Linked DNA regions of Homo sapiens: region 2 is linked to region 1. A link is a loop called in an ENCODE intact Hi-C map of the cell type or tissue named here. Cell type or tissue: MCF 10A. All regions are shown on one strand. Links, peaks and the distances in the headings refer to the core of each region. The heading gives the core; the rest is flanking DNA.

Region 1 (5,383 bases), core at 158-5,157:
TCTTGGGGTTAATCTCAAAAACATATTATCATCAGAGGCATTCATGAAAGCCTTGGGAGACTGAACTGCTCCTCTCACGATCATGGGTGAAGATGCAGAGACTGAACCAGTAGATCTATAAAAGTGGGATCAGGACTGATACTTTCCTGACTTGCTCACCTCATTCTACTCCAAAAGACAAGGAGTTTGTCTCTGTATTGATCCCTGCTATTGAATGTGCATTTTTCAAGGGATTCAAACATCATATGCATAAATATATATTCTTTCTTTGTCTTCTTTTGATTCCTTGAAGCTGAAGGAAGACAAGAACAGGGCTTGCTTTTTCCTGGGGAAAAACCTGTCCATCTCCATTTTACTTTGGTTGCTTTCTCTTTGAAGACCTACTTTACTCAACTGGTGAGGAAAGGTGAGCCTGGAGATGACTCTTTCTTGAGAGTTACTAGAGCTTCTTGCTCTTTTATTCATCATTTCTGGGGTGCCTCTGGCCCTTGCCATTACACAAGAAAAATCTGAGACTCAGGGATACACTTAATGGGAGGGAAATAGAAAAGATCAGTGATTGTTATTATCCTTGACTACGTATTTGAATTCACCTTGCTGGATTTTTTAAATTCTGTAGGCCAAGGCACATGTTATACCAATTTAGCCAGTATTTCTGGTGGCAGAGGAGAGGAGAACCCACGAAACAGTTTTTTTAAAAAATCCCAGATCATTCCAATGGGTAACTAGTGAAATAAACCACACAATCCATTTTAGTTCTAGACCTCAGAACTGCCCTTAGGATGAGCAATTATAATTTCCATTTGGCTCAGTGTAGACCATTAAAGGCCACAGCCAGAGCAGAATAAAGAATGTGCCTTGGTTCCATCATTTTATTCCATGAAAATATTAATATATTCCTAGTGGGGACTTTGCATGGTTAAATTGGAATAATAGTCCAAGGTCTTGGGTCAAATACTCTTTGGGTCAAATGTAATTCATATCTTCTTACCCCATAATATTTCTCAAAAATTGCAGAGCCATCATGTCTCTCTAATTACAACAGTGCTTTTTCCTATTCTCATTTCCCTCAAGTCTTCAAGCAACACTTGAACTAAAAATTAAGGCCTATCTAATTATAACATGCCTCCTAAAATACAAGAATTGAGTTTTTTGTTTTTTTTTTTTTTTTTTTTTGAGACGGAGTCTCGCTCTGTCGCCCAGGCTGGAGTGCAGTGGCGGGATCTCGGCTCACTGCAAGCTCCGCCTCCCGGGTTCACGCCATTCTCCTGCCTCAGCCTCCCAAGTAGCTGGGACTACAGGCGCCCGCCACTACGCCCGGCTAATTTTTTGTATTTTTAGTAGAGACGGGGTTTCACCGTTTTAGCCGGGATGGTCTCGATCTCCTGACCTCGTGATCCGCCCGCCTCGGCCTCCCAAAGTGCTGGGATTACAGGCGTGAGCCACCGCGCCCGGCCAAGAATTGAGTTTTTAATGTATCACAAAAACATTTCCAGAAGGAGGGAAAATGTATCTGACAGAAACACAAAAGGTCAGCCAAAACTTCTATTTAAGTGCATCATGAAACAAAAATTCTGGTTCTAAGTGTCCTATAGCTATGAAAAAAATCACATATTATCTTTGCCAAAGAAGAAATGTAAAAGAGTAGTAATACATAATAAAACTATGCAGAGATGAGGCCGGGCGTGGTGGCTCACGCCTGTAATCCCAGCACTTTGGGAGGCCGAGGTGGGCAGATCACGAGGTCAGGAGATCAAGACCATCCTGGCTCACAAGGTGAAACCCGTCTCTACTAAAAATACAAAAAAAATTAGCCGGGTGTAGTGGCGGGCGCCTGTAGTCCCAGCTACTCGGGCGGCTGAGTCAGGAGAATGGCATGAACCCGGGGGGCGGAGCTTGCAGTGAGCAGAGATCGCGCCACTGCACTCCAGCCTGGGCGACAGAGACTCAAAAAAAAAAAAAAAAAAAAAAAGCTATGCAGAGACAAAGAGGTTAAACAGAAGTATCAAAATAAAACAACCGTAGTCACAGTGGCTCTCAGGTGAGCTCACACATTACAATTGCCGGGTGAGCATCTTAAAAACCAATTGAACCAGAATCTTTAGACGTGATGCCCATGCATTGTTTGTTCTGTTTTGTTTTTCTTTTGCTCCCTGGGTGAATTCCAATGGTCAGCCAAGACTGAGAAACGGTATGCTAAGAAAGAGTTTCAGGACCTTGGACAGCTGTATCCTGCCAGGCAGTAGGAAGGGAAAAATAAAAAATTGAGACAATGTTTGTAAATAATTAATTTTTACTAAAGACACAAACATGTGGAAGGAATCAGAAAGGATAAATCACAAACCATCAAAGAAAACTGCAATTCTTGTGTAAAATAGTGTTCTTGAACCAAAATGACTTTACAGGGTCCAGGTAGAAGTAGACAAGGTTTGTTGCACAATAGTGGTTTACATTTATTCTTTTAACAAAGACACCCTCTGGATTTAGACTACTCTGCAGTTCCACACACACACACAAAAAAATGTTCTTTGAGTTTTCTAGAAAAGGCATGACCTTCTAGGTCTAGATTTTACTCTTCCACTTTTGATAGAAAGATACTTATGACATAATTGCATTTTCCTTTTTATTCTGCTATAAGAAAAGCAAAATTATAATAAATGGAAACTTCATAAGACAGATGACAACATGAAGGCTAAATAAAGCACATCTGTGGAACAATTTTGGCACATATAATATCAACCTGCAACTGATACAATTAACAGAAAAAATATACAAGATATGAAACTTTCTGTCTGGCTTACTTCAAAACTAAGCTCAAATTAATTCTCAGGCCATAATGTGCTATGATGTATGGGATATTTAAGGGAGAGAGAACTCTTCACTATTTTTCATCAGGCTTCCTAGTTCCCAGCTAAATTATATTCACAAATTTCCGTTTTGCAAAGCACCTGTTGACCTGATCACTATAATTCATGTAAGGCAAAGAACGATTGCAATTACCTGGATAATTCATGAAGAGCAGGGCATTCACATAGCATTTAGGACACTTCATTGTCATTTTCATTACAATGTAGGCAAATTATTTATTGAAAAACCAGATAAAGCAGTTCACATTTATCAGACAAAACCACAGAAGCACTGTGAAAATGCTTCAACCTTTTCTGTCAAATGTGGTATTTCAGTCAGTTAATCATTGCAAGCACCTTTCATTAAGCAAAGGAGTCTGACTGTGAAGGACTAAAGCCAAGCAAAATCAATCAATTATGGGAAAACAGAAAATGCCTACATTTATCTAGTTTATTTATAATTGATTAGTCACTGAACATCAAAAACAAGAGAGAAATTTTTTTCTATTAATAAAGTAAACGATTTTCATATTTTAAAAAAATAGGGATGCCTTTTAGGCATCTGTTTCCTCTTATATATGGTTGTTGACTTGATTATTTTAAACTTCTAGCTTTAGAGTTCAGCCTGCTACAGTCAGAAGCCAGTTTTTCAAACCATCCCACTGCCACTTCTGCACCATCCAGTGAGCTTTGTACCATGCTCTTTCCAAAGAGAATGGTGAGTGCTGGACTTTGGTTGAGTGCTGTGACTTTGGTGAGTGCTTTCAGAAAGGCAAATAAGGCATAATGTCAGAAATATTTACAGTTGCCAGCAATTCCATCTCTGAGCTAAAGTTATAAATACTTGACTAAATTCCAAAGGAATATTTATGAGGTTTTTCCCTGGAGAAAAAATTGCAATCTCTAAAAATGTGGTTAAAAAGAAATCTAGTTTGGAAAATGTGTTTCTTTTTGGTTTCACAGAACTTTGGAATCTGTGGTACAAGAAGCCCTAGGGCTCATCTCTTCTGACCCTTACCCCTGCCTCGGTGCCACATACAAAACTTAGAGCCTTGGGCTACTCTTAGTTGCTTTGGCTAAAGGCCTTGTTGGTAGGTCCTGCTTCTGGGTATTGTGGCTAAACCCTGTACATTAATTATGAACTAGAACAAGATCACTGTAAATTCTAGACGACTAAACAAATTGGTTTCCAAAGCACATATTTTTGCAATTTATTAACCATATGGGCAATCAGAGATACCAAATGTCATTAGTGCATATTTCATTATATATCCTGATTTCTATATTTGCTTTCCTAGAGTATAACATAGTATGTATTACTAAAGAACATAATGAAGAAAGGACCTAGTGATTTATAATAAAAAACTGATAGAATAGATAGCTAATAGTAATTAGGAAGTTTTCCCCCAAGTGGAAATTTTGCTCTATTTAGTTATTTTATTTTGTTTTTTTATTGAGGTGAAATTCACTTAACACAAAATTACCCACTTTAAAGTGAACAAAATAGTGTTATCTTTCTTGATATTTTAAAGCCTAGACTGGCTAACCATGCCATACCAGTGCTAAAACTGAAAGCTGCAATCAGTTAAAATGTTTTGTATTTTATGTTATGTTTATGCCAAATAAAAAGTTCAACTGATTTTTTTTTCCATTTAACTGACTATATTAGATACAGTTGACTCAAATTGACTGACTATTCAGGATATGCTTATATAACACTAAACTAACAGATCGACCAGAGGAAAAACAACAGTCAAGTCAATTGTGTTCTCATACATTTAGCTAATGAACATTTTAGTCTACCATTGTGCTGTCTTAGAGATATAAGTCAGCAGTCATTCCATTGAACCCTAAGACCTTCACAAAGAGTACTGTGCACTTGCTCACAGGACTTGACCTTATTATCTCCATCGTCACTCGGAGTTTGCAACATGGCTTTGACAACACTGTGTTCAGCTTTTCTGCTTCTGCCCAGGGAAGAATTATACCATCATATTTGACTCCTCCATATTAAGCATGAGCCTAGGCAGTGAGTGGCAAAATTGATAACATTTATATAAAGTCTGTTCTGTGGAATCTCCAAATTTGCTAATCAGAATCTTTCTCCTTCTTTGTTATAGTCTGGATGACCATTAAATTTCTGTATCTCTGCATGCTCAGGCCTGGATGCAAGCTCCTAAACCTTTCTCAACTCCAATTAACCTAGTGCTTTATGCCCAGTACCTTCTTGATTGCTTTTGATAATATAATAAACAATTCAGTACTACAAAGTCAAAGGCTGTTAACAAATGACACTTCACATTACTGTTGCACTTCAGCCTCAGAGACACACAGGGGGAACTAGTGAGAGGATTCTCAGACATCTTTCTAGGTTTGGGGCACCTACTTCCCTTCTGTGCTCTTGTAATAATTGTGGGCTGTTACCCTGATGAGGCAGATCTTGAGAATGTGTTTATTTTAAGCTTAAGAAATTACAAATGTTATTCCAAAGGAGGAACTTTCACTCCAGAATCACCTGTGCAGCTTTTCAAATGAAA
Region 2 (5,383 bases), core at 321-5,320, 92 kb before region 1:
TTCCTTGGCAATCCCTCTTGCTTCTATGGGGCCTGATTTCATCATCCAGAAACAAATTCTTATCATTGAGAGAAAGAATTCCTTAAGCCATGTGTTGCTTATTGGAGAGCACTGCTACAGCAATGAAATGGTTCTATTTCTAAAACAGAGAGAAGTTTGGAGATGTTCAGAAATCAATGACTCTACTGCTGCTCAATCAATTCAGGATCTATATAGTACAATACGAGATATGAAATGGCTTAACACTGATTTCTTTGCCATGATAATGTACTATGCTATTAACTTTCCTTACTACATTTATCCCTTAGGGTTAAATCATAATTATGTTGCCATTAAATTATTGCCATCACTTTATAAAATTTAACATAAAAAGCATTATTAGCAATAGCCAAAAGATGGATACAACCCAAAGGTACATCAATGGATGAATGGATAAACAAAATGTGGTATACCCACAATGGGAAATTATTCCGTCATAAAAAGGATTGAAGTCTCGGCCAGGCACGGTGGCTCACACCTGTAATCCCAGCACTTTGGGTGGCCCAGGCAGGCGGATCATGAAGTCAAGAGATCGAGACCATCCTGGCCAACATGGTGAAACCTTGTCTCTACTAAAAATACAAAAATTAGCTGGGCGTGGTGGCGGGCGCCTGTAGTCCCACCTACTCGGGAGGCTGAGGCAGGAGAATGGCGTGAACCCGGGAGGAGGCGGAGCGTGCAGTGATCCGAGATCGTGCCACTGCACTCTAGCCTGGGCGACAGAACGAGACTCCGTCTCAAAAAAAAAAAAAAAAAAGGAATGAAGTATCAATACATACTACAACACGGATGAAACATTGTTAAGTTTAAAAAGCCAGCCACGAAAGGTCACATGAAATATCTTGAATAGGTAAATCCATAGAAACAGAAAGTGTATTAATGGTTTCCAGTGGCTGATTGAGGAGAGAAAGGGGAGTGACTGCAAAAGAAATAATGTCTCCTTTGCAAGTGATGAAAATGTTTTGGAGCTATAGAGGTGGTTCTTGTAAATACACTAAATACCACTAAATTTTACTCTTTAAAATTGTTAGTTTTATGTTAGACAAATTTTTTCTCAATGTTTTAAGTTGCCATAAAGTAGAAAGTATTCCACTAAAATTTGATTAAACTTTAAATAAGATTTAAACCCTTTGTTGTTGTTGTGTTTGTTTTTTTTTTTTTAGATGGAGCCTTGTTCTTGTTACCCAGATTGGAGTGCAGCAGCACAATCTCGGCTCACTGCAAACTCCACCTCCCAGGTTCAAGCAATTCTCTGCCCCAGCCTCCCGAGTAGTTGAGATTACAGGCACCTACAACCAAACCTGGCTAATTTTGGTATTTTTAGTAGAGATGGGGTTTTACCATGTTGGCCAGGCTGGTCTCAAACTCCTGACCTCAGGTGATCCACCCACCCTCAGCCTCCCAAAGTGCTGGGATTACAGACATGAGTCACCATGCCAAACCAGATTTAAAACCTTTTTAATAATAATTTGATATCTAATTTACAATGGGTTCTAAATGACCCAACATAAATCATATGAATACATGTATTTAATTAAATAAAATGAAAGCCTCTTTCTGTTATGGTACAATTATTTTTCTATATCAATTCAACTGGTACTTTAGTTTCATCTTAAGCATATATGTGACTACTTCTTCTTTCAAACTATATGTTTAATCTTATTTAGAAGACATCTAGAGCCAAAATTAACAAGCAGTTCCATTTCTTTTCTACATGCAGGTTTGTGTTGGTAAACCATTCAGTGCTAAATTTTTCTTTTCACATCACTTACAGAAGCAATATAGCAATTTCCTGTGACAGTGGCACACTTCAACCTTCAGACCTTGCTCCCTTGCTCAAAACAAGAAAAGTTGAAATAATGTAAAAATGATTACTTCAATATAAAAAATAATTATTTAAATACACAGCCATGCTCAAGGTACACTTGGAAGAGGGCCAAGCGGGTGACTTGAGAGATCAAGTGCACCATTTGGCCTTTGACATAGGGTTGTATATGCTGGCATACTTCTGGGGTTTTGAATCCCTTCTCCCCTGATTCTTCCCTTGGGATGGGCAGTCCGCATGCGCAGTGGCCTGCTAGCACTTGGGAGGGGAACATGCACAGTGTGTTTACTGGAGCTGTATGCATGCTCACTTGAGGCATTCTTCCCTTATCAGTCAAGTGTTTCTATAAGGTTATATACCAGTTAAACTCCACCATTTTACCTCTTAGTGCACATACATGAGCCTACTTGCCCAACTTCTGAGATATTATCGGTAAGCTGCTGATCACCAGCTTCAGGTTTTTCCATCTATTGGGAGACTGTTTCCCTGGCGCCAGCTGCACCGATTATTATTTTAGAGAAAGGGTGTAATAATGCCTGACCATCACCTGATGGTTGCCTGATATTCCTTGGGGTGGGATGGCCCTCTCCTGCCCTGCTCATGTCTGACTAGCTACCTACTGTAACAAAACTTCCTAAGCTTTTGGTGAAAAGTGAATCTTGAGAATTCAAAACACCAGATTTGCTCTATGTGCAGATGTGCAGCACTCTTTTCACTACTCATAAAGTATGAAAACCCACATTAAGAAGCTCATATAAAAACAATCACCGTAATGACCTATTGGACTCCCAAAGAAGAAAATTCCCACTGAAGAATTCATACACAAGATTTAAAAGAACAAGAGGAAATCCACCAGCAAAAAAGACAGACAATGCAGTAAATGGAAGAATTCACACTTAAAAGTGGTGAATATAGAATAATTTGAAAGAGACTTTATAAGTGTTTTTTAAAGTCCAGAGAAGTAAAGGAACAAACCCAAAAGTTAAAGGCATGACATTATTTTAAAAATAACAACCAGATTTGAGGATGAAAAAGAAATTCTATAAATTAAAGAGTCATTGAATCTTTTTATAAAGTTGATAATAATGGTTAAATACTGGGCTAAGAGTACCTCTTATCCAAATGATCACAACAGCTCTCCAGCAAGGGCACAGAACTGGGCTGAGGCTGAGATGGATGAATTGACAGAAGTAGACTTCAGAATGTGGGTAAAACAAACTTCACTGAGCTAAGGAGTATGTTCTAACCCAATGCAAAAAAGCCGAGAACCGTGATAAAACATTACAGGAGCTATTAACCAAAATAACCAGTTAGAGTGGAACATAAATGGCCTAATGGGGCTGAAAAACACAACACAAGAACTTCATAATGCAACAAGTATCAATAGCCAAATAGACCAAGTGGAGGAAAGAATCTCAGAGCTTGAACACCATCTTGCTGAAATAAGACAGGAAGACAAGATTAGAGAAAAAAGAATGAAAAGGAATGAACAAAACCGCTGAGAACTATGGGATTATGTAAAAAGACTGAACCTATACCTGGTTAGGACACTCAAAGAGATGGGGAGAATGGAACCACGCCTGAAACCATACTTCAGGATATCATCCAGGAGAACTTCCCCAACCTAGCAAGACAGGCCAACATTCAAATTCACGAAATCCAGAGAACCCTGGTAAGATACTCCATGAGGAGATCAACCACAAGACACATAATCATCAGATTCTCCAAGGTCAAAATGAAGGAAAAAAATGTTAAGGGCAACCACACCAAAAGACCAGGTCACCTACAAAAGGAAGTCCATCAGACTAACAGCAGAATTCTCAGAAGAAACCCTACAAGCCAGAAGAGATTGTGGGCCAATATTCAACATTCTTAAAGAAAATAATTTCCAACCCAGAATTTCATATTTGGCCAAACTAAGCTTCATAAGAGAAGGAGAAATAAATGCTTTCCATACAAGCAAGTGCTGAGGGAATGCGTCACCACCAGGCCTGCCTTGCAAGAGCTCCTGAAGGAAGCATTAAATACAGAAAGGAAAAGCCATTACCAGCCACTATAGAAACACACTGAAGTACACAGACCAATGACACTATGAAGCAACTACATTAACAAGTCTGCAAAATAACCAGCTAGCATCATGATGACAGGATCAAATTCACACACAAAAATACTAACCTCAAATATAAATGGGCTAAATGCCCCAATTAAAAGACACAGAATGGCAAGCTGGATAAAAACTCAAGAACTATCAGTGTGCCATATTCAAGGGGCCATCTCACATGCAAAGACACACATGGGCTCAAAATAAAAGAATAGAGAAAAATTTACCAAGCCAACAGAAAGCAGAAAAAAGCAGGGGTTGCAATTCCAGTTCCTGATATAACAGACTTTAAACCAACAAATATCAAAAAGACAAAGAAGAGTGTTACATAATGGTAAAGGGTTCAATTCAACAAGGGCTGACTATCCTAAATATATATTTACCCAATAAAGGAGCAACCGGGTTTATAAAACAAGCTCTTAGAGACCTACAAAGAGACTTAGACTCCAACACAGTAATAGTGGGAGACTTTAACACCCCACTATCAACATTAGACATATCATAGAGACAGAAAATTAACAAAGATATTCAGGACCTGAACTCAGCTCTGGATCAAGTGGACTTGAAACAGCCCCTCCCATCACAGGCCTGGAGGCCCAGAAGCAAAAAGTGGTTTTGTAGGATTTTGCATCTTAAAAAAAAATACTAGGCTAGACAGTTACTAAGAGAGAAGTAATAAGTTTGGAAAATAGAGCCCAAATACTTACAACACAGAGAAATAAAGCAAAAAACGTGGACAGAAGTGGGGTGTTTAAGTCTAAATCTTGTTGGTAACGGATAGGGCAATCTAACCTTAACGAATGCTGTGACACCAGAAGACAGGCTGGCTGCTGGCTTAATTCAAATACCCTGAGAAGAAAGCACTGCTAAATGCAAGCTGGTCCCCATTTCAAATTGAACTTGGTGATCTCACCCACCTGCTTCATTGTTCAGGTTCCAGAAAACCCTCTCCACACTTCTCCTTCTCTTGTCTTGGCTGTGCTGTTAGTCCTATCTGCTGCTTCTGCTTGATACTTTAGATGTCAAATCCATAGGCTTGAGTCACAAATACAAAGCCATAAATTAACCTTCCTTTAAATTCACCTAAAAGGATAGACTGCCCTAAATATGTCCATGAATGCTGGGTTTCAGGGCTGGATTCCATGGACCATGGATTTGTCCCATTGCAGCAGTTCTCAGTTTCATCTAACATAAAGAGACTTGTAAGGTCTTATGTGAACCAGCTCCTATAGTTTTTATGTCCCACATTTTTACTCTCTTTAATGAGTTTAAAATGTTCTAACCAGGCATACTTGCCTCTGAAAGAAATTCGGTGCCCTTATTTAGGAAGTCAAATGTATTTCTTTTTTTTTGCAAGGCTGGCACAATATAAAATGACCCAAAACTTGGAGTCAGTCACATAAGGAAGGGCCAGGCCA

What was found. Hi-C counts contacts between places; a loop is a spot of excess contacts. Peaks named below come from ENCODE experiments on the same cell type or tissue, not always from the same donor. Only the 100,000 strongest peaks of a DNase experiment are listed, where the experiment ranks them.
Region 2: a loop joins it to region 1, with 25 times the contacts of the local background. A loop is called at or near these places in 6 of 110 quality-filtered maps.

What each region holds. Positions count from the first base shown.
Region 1 is chr10:58,146,929-58,152,311 of GRCh38, forward strand. No RefSeq gene overlaps it. Among named protein-coding and RNA genes, the nearest start is that of IPMK, 120 kb to the right of the region's middle. In MCF 10A, for the core only: no CTCF peak of the experiment used is centred there; a DNase peak (open chromatin) is centred at 2,193.
Region 2 is chr10:58,055,058-58,060,440 of GRCh38, forward strand. No RefSeq gene overlaps it. Among named protein-coding and RNA genes, the nearest start is that of IPMK, 210 kb to the right of the region's middle. In MCF 10A, for the core only: no CTCF peak of the experiment used is centred there; no DNase peak of the experiment used is centred there.